Linked DNA regions of Homo sapiens: region 1 is linked to region 2. A link is a contact called in ENCODE Hi-C or POLR2A ChIA-PET data. All regions are on one chromosome and are shown on one strand. The core of a region is the stretch at or near the end of the contact, and the rest is flanking DNA. Distances in the headings are between cores, read along the strand shown.

Region 1 (7,263 bases), core at 3,140-5,639, 950 kb before region 2:
GTTGGCAGGGGAAGTTGTCAGAAAAATTTAATTTCCTTTCATTAGCCAGTCTGCTCCACAAATAGGTGCTTGTTAAGTTCAAAGGGGTCCTGAAAGCGACATCAGTTTTAAGTTGTTTTTTTTTTTTTTTACTCCAAGCAGTCACATCTGCTAATGAGATTTTCCAAATAACAATTGTTTTCAAGTCAGAGATAAATCTATATCTCCCACCCTATGCCTTCCAAAATCAAGGTTTACTGCTTTATTACACGTTGCTGTTTTCGCTGACCCTACATTCTCCAAACTTTAGCTTAAAGGGATGAAAATCCATGAAAAGGGTCATTTAAGAATGTTAGTGGTTTCCACACATTGAGTTGGAAGGTTCTTTGTTCCAGCCAGTGACAGTTATTGGAGAATACTTCCCCTTAATAGCCTCTCTGTCAGGAAGTGTTAAACCTGCCAAATGCGAACAATTAGTGCCTCTTGAACAAAATACAGGAAGAGTGATGGCTGATGAAGACTGGATTATAATAAACCTAGAAGAAAACTTTTAACATTTCTTTCCAACGTGATGAGAGAAAATAAACTGCTATTGTAAAAAGTTCATCACTTGAGAGAACTAACAGGCAAGTTTTAAAAGGTAATTCAAAAATTCATTAGACATATTTTGTCACTTATTTGAATATACATGTTATAGCTGGGTGTGTATGGATACATAAAGCCATATCTATATCTGACACAGCAAATTAAAAATTCCACTGCCACAAATCCAACACTTCTATAGCATGCCACAAAGCAAGCTTATCTTTCAACTTAACAGCATGCTAAGTCTTCTTACTATGAAAATTAGATTCTTCTAAATGAACTTTCAAATAAAATCAAGCTGCCTTAAAAATTAACTTTTCACTTGTCACTCATTCATCCAAAAATACTTTACTGAGGACCTATTATGCACTGGACATTAAAATCTCTATTACTGTTTCAATAATAAACTACTAAATATTATACACTCAGCCCCAATATGGTCTTTGAGAACATGAAGTTTTATTATCAGGCTCTACAAAATTACTTTTGAAGAGATAAAAAGCCCTATATAGCTCCAAATTCAATGGCACTAAGTGACATCACACTGTAAAGGTTGCCTATAACATCATAAGTTTAAAAAACTTTAATCAAACTCTGAATCAACTAAAAAAAGGACCAACAATCATCACAAAAGATTAAATTAAAAGCTCACAGAAAAACAGTTCCAGAAGCACAATATCTGTGCTCAGCCTTGCTCCTAATTACAGAAATACAAATTAAAACAATGAGATCTCACTTTTCCTCTAGCAAATTAAAATCTGATAATGGCCAGGATGACAAAGTTAAATACTTCTCATATTACTGGTGTCATAGAAAATGGGATAATCTTTTTAAAAAGAAATTGTCAGTATCTACCAAAAGTTTGAGGACACGTTATCTTTTGTTCTGAAATTTTACTCCTGGGAAGTCATCCTACAGATATACCCACATGAGTGAACACAGAGAGACATACAAAGAAATTCATTATTTTGAATTCGTTGGTGGTGTTTTAATAAGAAAAAAATTCTGAAAAACAATTTAGTAAGCCTTCAACAAAGGACTGGTACATCCATAAAATGAAATATTAGCCTTTAAAAAGAATGCAGTTGATCTATATGTTCTTATTCAACCACTTATACATTAATTCAATAACTATCTGCCCAGCAACACTACATGAAATACATCTTCTGCCTTCATGGAGCTTATTACAAACTAATGAGAGAAACAGAAAATAAACAAATCAATTGATAACTAAAATAAATGTTACATAGAAACAGAGTACTCAGGCAAGAATACTAGGGAGAACTTGTTTCAGACAGGCTGCTCAGAAAGGGCCCTTCTGGAGTAAAATTTTAAACCTAAGGATAAAGACATCTAGCCAGGCCAAGCACAGTGGCTCACACCTGTAATCCCAGCACTTTGGGAGGCCAAGATGGGAGGATCACTTGAGGGTAGGAGTTTGAGACTAGCCTGGGCAACATGGCAAGATCTCTATCTCTACAAAAAAATACAAAAATTACTGGGTGTGGTGGTGGGACCTGTAGTCCCAGCTACTTGGGAGGCTGAGGCAGGAGGATTGCATGAGCCCAGGAGGTCAGAGCTGCAGTGAGCCATGATGGCGCCACTGCACTCCTGCCTGGGAAATAAAGTGAGACTCCGTCTCTAAAACCACACACACACACACACACACACACACACACACACACACACGCATACACACACACACATAAACATAAACAGCTAGCTACCATGGAAAGATCAGGGAGAAAGAACATTAGACAGAGGGAACCACACATATAAAAATCCTAGATGAGGAAGCAATTTCATAGGGAAAGAATATCAGGCAGCTAAAGCTGAAACACAGTAAGGAAGTGGCAGCAAAGCACAAGATAAGGAGGTATGGACGGCGTGGCCCTGTTCTGGCCAGATCTTATGGGATTTGGTACACAGTCCAAGATGCCTTGGTTCTATACAAGGCAATGACAAATGACAATTAAGCTTTAAGAGAGTAACTCTTACACTGTAAAAATAAGCAAAATAAAGTATATACTGGGGGCGGGGGTAGCAAGTTGGAGTACATAGCGTATGACCTTACCTACATTAAGACAGAAATACACATTTGAACGCACAGGAAAGTTTAAGCATTAGACAGCTACAGAAACCAATTTACTGCTCAAAAGTAGGACAGACAGCCGGGCATGGTAACTCAGGCCTATAATCCCAGCTACTCAGGAGGCCCAGGCAGGAAGACCACTTGAGCCCAGGAGTTCTGTACTGACTTAAGCAACATCGCAAGACCTTGTCTATATTTAAGAATAAATAAATAAATAAATGTAAAAGGTAGGATTAAAAGTTGTAGGAAAAGGGAAATTAAAATTGTATGCTCTTAGGTACACGTTGAACTTTTTTACCATAAGAATCATAATTTCATACTTCATATTTTCATAGTTTAAAAATTAAATCAGCCATGCCTGAAGTTATCAAATTATTAATGATTTTGAGAATATTAAATGTTATCAAAACAAACTAGGAGTCCCCAAAATCACTTAAGCTTTTCATGACATCCCATTGCCTCAAAACCAAGTTTGAACTCCCTAGGCTGGTTTCAATACTTGATCCTGTCCGCCTAAGCATGAGTCTCAGCCCCACCCCTGTTCATCTTGCATCTTACCCTGCAGCCCAAGGCCCAGGCAGGCTCCCCAGCCTTGCACAGCCTTCTCAGTTCAGCCAGCCTCAGCCAGTAACTCTCTCCCCTTTTACCAAACCAGCTTTTATTACAATAGGCCCAATTCTGGGCCCTGAAGACACGGGACGGAACAAGAAAGACATCATCTTGGCCAACAGGTAATTTACAGGCTGGTGGAAAAGACAAACCTTAAATACAGCCACACAGCAGCTAAGGAATGATTATGTGGTGCATGTTATGTACAAGTTTTAAAGAGGGCATGTGACAACAGGGGATCTCTAATCCAAAAATAGATTCCTGAAAACTTTCTCAGGCGTGGTAACTGAAAAGACACCTTAGAAATAGAAGCGTAGTGAAAAACAGTGTCTGGGACCTGAAGAGAGAGGCGAGGGGAAGGCTGGGCCTCACAGCCACATGAGAGAAACTGAACTGTAGCCTCAGAGCAAGGAAATGAAGGGCTAGCTCTGGTTGCAGGCTGGAGAATTCTGGCATAGCATCTGCTTACTTATGATGTGCACTGTCCACCCTCTGCACCTCCCTAGCCCATTAAAATGTAAGCTCCATAAGGACAGAAACCCTTGTCCAGCTGGTTCAAGTTAGGTATTTCAAATCCCGAGCACACGCCTGGCACAGTTGTTATTCAACCAACAGTTGTTGGAAGAATAAATGAATGAATGAACAAACAAATGAACACTTTGAGAGGCAAGAGGGATCTGAAGAGTCAGGCTGGGAGGCAGTAGTCTGGGTGACAGGAAAATGACCATTTCCTCCCAGAGTCCAGGGTGGCATGCTTCCAGTTTCAGCTAATGCCACGTTCTTTCTTTTTTTTTTTTTTTGAGATGGGAGTCTGTCACTCAGGCTGGAGTGCAGTGGCACGACCTCGGCTCACTGCAACCTTTGCCTCCTGGGTTCAAGTAGTTCTCTTGCCTTAGCCTCCTGAGTAGCTGGGACTACAGGCAAACACCACCACACCCGGCTAATTTTTGTATTCTAAGTAGAGACAGGGTTTCACCATTTTTGGCCAGGCTGATCTCTAACTCCTGACCTCAGGTGATCCGCCCACCTCGGCTTCCCAAAGTGCTGGGATTACAGGCATGAGCCACCGCGCCCAGCCTGCCACTTTCTTTAGAGTGCCTTTCCAGTCCTCCCACACCTGGCTAGGTATCATTGCCACATGAACACATACACCACGCCCTGCAATTATGCAGCCCTTTTCACACTTAACCTTCATGAGGGCAACAACTAGCTGTCTTACTCTCTACTAAATCCCCAGAGTTTAGCAAATTAACGCAATCAACACATTATTTCTTCCATGAATAAACAACTATCCGCATCAGCTTCCATAAAAATTAGTCTGTTAGGATAAGACACAATCTCACAAATGCCAACAGAACTATTCATCTCCAGAGCAGCGGTTTTATAAGTGAGTTAACTGACATCCAAAGGCAGGGGTTCAGGGCAGGGACTCAGAACCAGACAGGCTTCTGTTAGAAATGCTTGTTCCCCAGTGCCGTAAAGAAACAGCACTGGAACATAAATTTAATTTCCTCAGCAAGGCCATGTTTACTTTCTGCAGAAAGGGTACATTCGCCAGCAGTTTTGCCACGAGAGTACATTGAACAAAGGAGACAGGGTCATTTATAACCTGAGGCGCCCACCCTACTGCTGTGTCCGGTTTCCATTGGCTGGAACAGGACCTCACATTTTGTATTTGTCCCAATTGGCTAACAACATAGAACTTTTTAAAAGAGGCAACGGCAGAGGAGAACAAAGGAAGGAGGAAGTAACTTGTGGAATACTGAGAAAGGTAAAAACACCTTCAAATAAGGAAGAGGAACAGGCTATGACTTAATGCTTGCTTGGACCAGTATAAGCATGCCAGGGCAAATATTTAGGCTAAATTGTGGGAGCTGAGAACATAAAGTACATTGATTTCTTTATTACAGCTAGCAGATATTTAAGAATGTTAGCACAGGTCTTAGAATAAATTTTGCTTCTAAGAGAAGTTACTATTTATTCCTAATTAGATGGGGAGGAAAGTCTTTGAAGAGGAACCTCTACTTTACTTTTTACACTTCAGTTTTGCTTCAGTTTAAAACAAGGTGCACTCAGTGAAATACTGTTGGCATTGGGCAAAACCAAGCCCAATATTTTTGGGATTCTCAGTCCAGCACTTCTTCCACCACATCATGCAACTTCCAGAGTTTGAATTTTAGGTTTTGTAAAACCTGCTCTTCTAAAAAATATAGTTCTACTCCATAATTTTTAAGTAAAGTGTTGCATTAGGAAAAAAAAAAAATCAAATTCTACATGGCAATAAGTTTTCAAATTGAAAAGCCACAAGTTTAAGTTATAATACAAAACAAAAGAAAGCAGCTCATTTCAATGTATAGATATCAAACTTTATTTCATAAAAATGTAAAAGGTTAAACTTTATTTTACTAAATATACTTTGTGCTTTTTTTTTTTTTTTTTTGAGAAAGAGTCTCACTGTGTTACCCAGGCTGGAGTGCAATGGAGCGATCCCCGCTCATTGCAACCTCCACCTCCCAGGTTCAAACGATTCTCCTGCCTCAGCCTCCCAAGTAGCTGGGATTATAGGCACACACCACCACGTATGACTAATTTTTTTTGTATTTTTAGTAGAGATGGGGTTTCACCATCTTGGCAGGCTGGTTTCGAACTCCTGACCTCAAGTGATCCTCCCACCTCAGCCTCCCAAAGTGCTAGGATTACAGGAGTGAGCCACCGCGCCCAGCCTTTGTTCTTTATTTATATAAAATAAATATATTTTAAACAAAACAACATTATCTCTTCACAAATACAGCTTGGCAATATTTGAAGAAAAAGTGGAGCTGATTATTCTTAACACTCTTTAAAATATTCTTAAGACAGCTCTCACATCTATGATTACATGACACACAATACATGAAAATATGAAAGGGCTTAGAACAATAAACTCTGTTAACATAATGTTCAATAATATCCTATAATTTATTAAAAGAAAATTTCTGACACATTACATAATAATCCTCCCCAAAGTGGAAGAAAAGTCAAATATGCCAGGCATGGTGGCTCACGCCTGTAATCCCAGCACTCTGGGAGGCTGAGGCAGGCGGATCATCTGAGGTCAGGAGTTCGAGACCAGCCTGGCCGACATGGTGAAATCCCATATTTACTAAAAATACAAAAATCAGCTGGGCGTGGTGGCATGCGCCTTTAATCCCAGCTACTCCGGGGGCTGAGGCAGGGGAATTGATTGAACCCGGGAGGCAGAAGTTGCAGTGAGCCGAGATGGCACCACTGCACTCCAGCCTGGGTGAAAGAGCAAGACCCTGTCTGGAAAAAAAAAAGAAAAAGTCAAATATAAAAATTTCAGCAGAATTGTTAAAACAAATTTGATGCTATTCATTTTCCCTTAAAAATTTTTCATTTGAAGTCTTTAGAATAGTTTTATTTTCATATCACAAGTAATACAATTGAGAAAACAAAAAGTACACAAAAAAATTAAAAATGTGTCAGCAACAATGCTCAGATGATGGTATTCCTGATGGTTTCCAATCAGGAGGTAGGGAAAAAAGAGTCCAATGATATCATTTTATTCTATTCTTCTAAGTGATAAACTACCTGGTGGTCCATTCTTTCTGTAATCCCAGCTTGTCCTGAGGGAAGGCACACTCAGGTTCTGAAGCTATTTAACTCTTTTGAGCACCGATGGGGAAAGAGTTACAGGAAAGTACTAAGAATACAATGCCAAAAGAGTAGCTTAAGAAACGGAGAAAAGGGAAAGAAACCAAGCAAACCAGTACCCATTTCTTTTATTCCTCTTATTCCTCTATTACAAAACAACTCACATTAAGTGGGCTCTATCACCCAACCCAAGAATAGTAACAGTAAAAAGTACTATTTAACTGTGAATATGATGGGAGTGGTGGATGATGCTACAAAAACTAACTAAATGGTAGTAAAAACTAACCAGAAAAAACGTGAAAAGAGTTAACAAAAATCTGGTGCCTTTTCTGCAAATGTCATTT
Region 2 (6,360 bases), core at 3,535-6,034:
GTGAGACCCTGTCTCAAAATTTAAAAAAAAAAGAACAGCAGTTAAGAAGACGACATTATCAAAACAGACCCACAGGCCTGATACACATGTGACAAGAGATCAAGGCAATCCTGGTTCTCAGTCCCAACAATCTCCTATGAGCTCTACTTGAAACCTGGTACCTGCCTGTGCCTGCACCTGACACTCAGGCCTCTGGGGAGGCCCGTAGAGATACTGGCAAATCTGAGGCAAGGGCAGGGTTGAGGGACACTGCAGGCTAACACCATGCAGATTTTAGGAACCACATGGTAAAATGAAAAATGGAAACCAGTGTCCCATTAGGGATCCAACTGTCAAATTATTTGAAGTTTGTGTGTTTGAAAAAATGATTAAAAGGTGATGGGTACATGGTAGTCATTATACCATTCTCTCTGTATTTATGTATATTTGAAAATTTCTGTAATAAATTTCTAAAAATGGTAAGTATGTTCTCTAACACATGCCCTTACTCTTGTTACATCGGGGGTAGAGGCAGAAATTCAGGGATGGATTCAGAAAGAACTGAGACACAGTTACCAGTCTCCATCTCCAATCAGTTAAGCACAGCAATTCAAATCATAGGAGAATGGGACGCGCACTGGCCACATTCTAAGGTTACATGTGAGGGGAGTCTCAGCAGACCTTCAAGGAGTCCTAAGAATAACGTGGCAACAGCAAACTAAATTCTGCATGTTTGTACGTATAAGTGGGAGCTAAACATTGAATACACATGGACACGAAGATAGGAACAACAGAATAGACACTGGGGACTGCTTGTTGGGGGAGTGTGGGGTGATGGAGGTTGAAAAGCCACATATGGGGTACTATGGTCACTACCTGGGTGATGGGCTCATTTGTACCCCAAGCCTGAGTGACACACAATTTACCCATGTAATAAACCTGCATATGTACCCCCCGAACCTAAAAGTGGGAAAAAAATTAAAAATAAATAAATATTAAAAAAAAGAAGTCCTAATAAGAGATGGCTGGTGGTAACAAAGTCACCAGCAAAGAATAGGTTATACCAGAAAGCCACATGAAAAGATCAGCAAGGCTTCATAAACACACACACAATGTTCTTTGAGGAACTTGATCTCCTAACACAAAGGACCACAAGGAAGAACTATGTCCCAGTTCAAATCTAAATGTTTCAGATCCAGGTATGTTGCTTTGTATATATACATTTGAAGTCAAATATAAATGTTACATTCTTTTGATTAGCAGTTCTGTCAGCCAAGGTTCAGTTATAGATAACAGAAATCTTGTCAGCTATTTTGGGCAGCAGATTTAGTACACAGAATTCGGTGCTTATACAATTGCTGAAAAGGCTAGAAGGCCAGATCCAGCGCCTCCAGGAATAGACTCCTGGAACACATAAGGACTGGTCTACCAGGAGAACTGTTTCCTCTGACACACTGAGGCAGCTGGGAAATCACAAAAGTTAATTACATCAACTGTGAGCTCCAAGGTCAAACCACTTTGGCAGAGTCTAGGGATCAGGGAGTTTCAGGGAGTTGAACTGTGAACTCTGGCACCCCGTTGGATGTGTAGAACTGCACCAGGAAAATGGCTATCTCATATGCCTTGGCTCATACTGAATTCAAGAGCCACACGTTTTTCTGAATAATGGAACCTAAATCATATCCAGAACTCCAGGCAAGGGAGTTTAAGAAATAGAGCATTCAGCTTTCCAACCTCTGCTTTATGGGAAGTACACTAGGAGAACCCTGGAACAGATAATGAGCCAGCTGGCCGGGCATGGTGGCTCATGCCTATAATCCCAACACTCTGGGAGGCCAAGGCAGGAGGGTCACTTGAGGCCAGGAGTTTGAGACCAGCCTGGGCAACATAACGAGACGTTGTCTCTATAAAAAATTAAGAATTAGCTGGGCGTGGTGGCACATGCCTGTAGTCCTAGCTACTCAGGAGGCTAAGGCAGGAGGATCCCTTGAGCCCAGAAGTTTGACGTTACAGTGAGCTACAATCGCACCACTGCACTCCAGCCTGGGTGACAGAGCAAGACAATTGTCTCTTAAAAAAAAAAAAAAGAAGAAAGGTAATAATAAATAATGAGCCAGTTAATCTAGTATACCCACCATACCATTCTAATAAAGTACAAAAATACTCTACCAAAGGGAGGAAGAAGAGGAGGAAGAGGAGGAGCAGGAGGAGCAGCAGCAGCAGCAGCAGCTACTTAAGACACACCACAATCGAATGCAAAAGCAAATGTAAAAGGGCATTTCCAAGCTAATAGGATAAATGTGGAAACAGTAGTTTCAGTAGTAAATAATATTACAGAATTATGAATAATTTTGTTAGGTAAGGTAACATTATGGTTATATAAGAAATGCCATTTTAGAGCTTTCTGAAATATGAAATATGATATTATGATGTCTGGAAATTGCTTCAAAATACTTTTAAAATGCCAGGGAATGGAAAGAGGATAGCAAAAATGTTAATTACTGAATCTGGGTAATAGGGCTCATTTTATTCTCTCTGCTTGTGTCACTGAAATTTTTCATGAAAAAGTTATAAAATGTTATTCCAAGAGAAATACGAAAACTACACATTATTTTCATCTACTGCTTCACCTTCACAAACTTTAATTTTCCAGCAGCCTTAGAATATGTATCGTTTTCTGTAAGTCCTGGCTTACAGTCTTCAAAAATGCCAAGGTCGCCCAAGACAGACTGAGGAACAGTCCGGATTAAACAGTAAGGGGATGTACCAATGAAATGCAACATGTAATACTGAACCAGACGATGGACTAGAATTTTGATTTTCCTTTTTGCCATAAAGGACATTATTTGGACAATTGCCAGATGTGAATAAAGTAATACATACTCATGGTATTTTGGAGTCAAAGGGACATTATGTCTACAACTTGCTTTCAAATGATTCAGAAAAAATACTGTGTAGAGAGAAAATGATAACAGCAAATGCGGAAAATGTTAATAACGGGGGCATCTGGTTTTAGGGTATATGGGAGTTCTTTGTTTTATCCTTGCAACTTTTCTATAAACCAGAACTATTTTAAAATTTTCAAAAAGTATAAAACATAAGTGGCAGCATTTGGTAGCTACTGAAAAGAAACAGCAGTTTCTTCAGTCTATTAAATGAAAATACAAGTAATAGCTAAATAACTGGAGTGTCATATAGTGCTTCTTCAGGCCCCATTCATGGGGGCACTTCCCCCCAATTGGAACTTTTTTTCTTTGCATTGTGTGTTTATTTGTACTTCTTATTTTAGCAGCAAAGTTTGAATACAATCATATAAGTTGTCTTTGGACATTTACATTGCTAAAGTTGAAATACACAGCCTCAGTCTGGCAAGTTAAAATGCTCAAGTTGCTTCCTGCTATAGTGACCATTAACTAGACTGTTTTACCTTTAAAAATAAAGTGGCATTGGCCAGGCGTGGTGGCTCACGCCTGTTATCCCAGCACTTTGGGAGGCCAAGGCAGACAGATCACGAGGTCAGGAGTTTGAGACCAGCCTGACCTACATGGTGAAACACCGTCTCTATTAAAAATACAAAAATTAGCTGGGCGTGGTGGCACACGCCTGTAATTTCAGCTACTCAGGAGGCTGAGGCAGGAGAATAGCTTGAACCCGGGAGGCAGAGGCTGCAGTGAGCCGAGATAGCACCACTGCACTCTGGCCTGGGTAAAAGAGCAAGACTCAGTCTCAAAAAAAAAAAAAAAAAAAAAAAAAAAAAAAAAAAAAAAGGTGGCATTAAGGCATTAAGGAAATGTCTGAGCCACAATTCAGACAGGCATGAGTTTCCATCCAGGCTTGCCACTTAAGTAGCCGTCACTTAGTGACTCAATCCTCAGACCCTCAGCTTTCTCATGTAGAACACAGCAATAGCAACATCTACTCTTGCAAGTCTGCTTGTGGCTATTCATTTAAATCTGGCTATTCATTTAAATCAGGAACATATGTCAAACAAGGCTCTACGGTACAAAATTGTTCAATATAAATTTATTAAGATTTCTTAAGAGAAAGGGTAAATCCTGCTGTCAAAAAAAAATCTCCAAATGGAATGCGTAATGTTAACATTTCATAATGTTACTCCATATTTTTCCTTCATATTGTCACTGATATTAACAAACCTATCCTTGGTATTGTCATTTATTTATACAGCAAATAATTATCAAGTGTCTCTATGAACCAGCTGCTATTCTACACACTGGAATAACAGCTGAAAACCACACAGACCAAGTTGCTCTCTGAATCCTACATCCTAGAAGCCAATATTAAACATTAAGTAAGTAAACAAAATAATTTTAGGAGAGAGAACTGTAAAGTGTTGATTCTAGCTCTGGTGTACCCATGACTGATTATTTGCCTTCCTAAATATTCTCTGAGCTACTTTAATAAATTCCCTTTCTGCTGAATCAGCCAGAATTCATTCTATTACTTCAACTAACAATCCAGCCAAAACAGGGATGCCTATTCTCTTGTAACTGACAAAGCCTTTTTCCTTTAGTTCAGATAACAAAAGCACATTAGATTTCAAGCACATTAGATATTTCAGAACTCAACACATAACATATACCAAAAAATCCAACCCTAAGACAGGTATGAGATTATTTTTGTGTGCTGTATATTTTGCTATAGTTACCAAGACATGGTTAGCATTTTGAATTTTTTTTCTTAGAACAATACAATGATCTAAATCTAAAATCTTTCACAAGGTGCAACTTTCCAGTGATAAACAAGAACAGGAAGTGAATCTTGAATACAACCAGACTTCAAGTTCCCTTCACTATTAAAGTATCTCCTTTGCTGTCTGTTACCTGAGTCTCACTTAACCAGCGTTAAACTTCCATCATTCTAGCCCAACAGTTATAAATATCTTTATTTCTTTTTGAACAAAACATATTTCCTATTAGACTGGAAATTTTGACACACTCAAATGTTTGAAGTCCCAAGAGGAAGACAGCTAAAATAAAAGGAATTGAGCAGCAAAGCAACTCAGAAAAGCAGAAATGAAAACAGATGTTAAACCTCTTTAAAACAAATTTTTACTAATAGCCTCAACCAAAGCTATTTCAGTCAACTACTAGAAATATTCTACCTAGTCAAAAGTTCTCAACAAGCTTCCTAGGTCATGAGCTCCTCAAGGGTGTGGGCTAACTCTTTCCAGGGTTCTATCTACCACCCAGCATCATGCATGTCATGACTCTCCATCATGGGTGATTTTGCCCCCCAAGTGTCATTTGGCATTATCTGGAGACATTTTTAGTTGTCATGACTGGGGTAAGACTGGGGAAAGGAGGTTTTGCTAACAGCATACACTGGGTGGAGGCCAGTGATGCTGCCAGCCACCCTGCAGTGCACGGGACCGCCCCCACCGCAAAGGGTTATGCAACTAAAATGTCAAAAGTGCTGAGGGTGAGGAAACTCTAGCTTAGGTCAATGATGCCACTGCCCTTCATGTTCAAATACAAAATCACTTATCATGTGGCTTCATGTAGACTTCTGGCAACAGCTTACACGCCCTTTTAAACTGGATACATTAGGTCTGCTCCCTGGTAAGACACTCTGGCCACTGAGACCGCAGTTTGAAATTCCTGCAGTGTTAAAAGCCTGAGTCTCCTTTCACAATTAGCCAGCAATCCATAAGGTAAGTACCTCTGCACGCCACTTTGATTCAGAAGGCACAGATCTTCAAACATTACTAAAATCTTGTTAAAATGATTGGCAATCTCAGTTCCTAATCAGTCCTCAGGCAATGTCAAGACATAAGTGAGACAAGAAAAGCCTCTTCCTCTTGTTATGTATCTTCTAACATCATGATTTTTCTTTTATCAATTTATAGAAAATAGCGCTGAAGGTTTCTGAGCCTGTTTCCTCAAAGTAGATGCGAGTTCTCACCTTCCAGGGCTGTTCTAAGGAGAGAAAGTGGCACACCTGCAGAGTGTCTGGGATGAGCCTGGCGTGTGCTTGCTGACTACCAAGGTGACATAGTACCAAGTACAATGCCGGACACATGGTATCCAACACCCAAATACTGAACTGAGCCCAAAGTGTGAGAACTTTTTGGTTGAGAAAGGAGATATCTTGTGAATATAAGAATGAATGGATTATATGCTTCTCTCTTAGGTAAGATGCTGGAAATGATTTTATAAGTCCACATTTCAATCCTTAAAAAAAAAAATCACTGAACCCAAATGTGAAATTCAACTTTTATACTTTTTTGTTGTTGCTGTTGTTTTTTTTTGTTTTGTTTTGTTTTGTTTTTTTTGAGATGGAGTCTCGCTCTGTCACCCAGGCTGGAGTACCATGGTGTGATCTCATCTCACTGCAACCTCCTCTGCCTCCTGGGTTCAAGCT

What was found. A loop is a pair of places that touch in the nucleus more often than their neighbours do. ChIA-PET counts read pairs that join two places held with the same protein, here RNA polymerase II (POLR2A). Pooled maps may share reads with other maps.
Region 1: a map of CD8-positive, alpha-beta T cell shows a loop between it and region 2 (7-fold over the local background). The contact joins two enhancer-like sites. A Hi-C loop is called at or near these places in 2 of 168 maps with a recorded cell type or tissue (B cell and CD8-positive, alpha-beta T cell) and 3 of 50 pooled maps. POLR2A ChIA-PET finds 5 or more read pairs at or near these places in 1 of 52 experiments (activated B cell).

The regions. Positions count from the first base shown.
Region 1 is chr13:100,227,342-100,234,604 of GRCh38, reverse strand. The region is part of intron 7 of PCCA (propionyl-CoA carboxylase subunit alpha); the gene reads right to left. Among named protein-coding and RNA genes, the nearest start is that of PCCA, 140 kb to the right of the region's middle. Within about 2 kb of position 4,389, at least 4 of the 41 ENCODE cell types and tissues checked have a DNase peak (open chromatin) inside an H3K27ac peak, as active enhancers do.
Region 2 is chr13:99,281,100-99,287,459 of GRCh38, reverse strand. The region is part of intron 4 of UBAC2 (UBA domain containing 2); the gene reads right to left. Among named protein-coding and RNA genes, the nearest start is that of GPR183, 23 kb to the left of the region's middle. Within about 2 kb of position 4,784, at least 24 of the 41 ENCODE cell types and tissues checked have a DNase peak (open chromatin) inside an H3K27ac peak, as active enhancers do.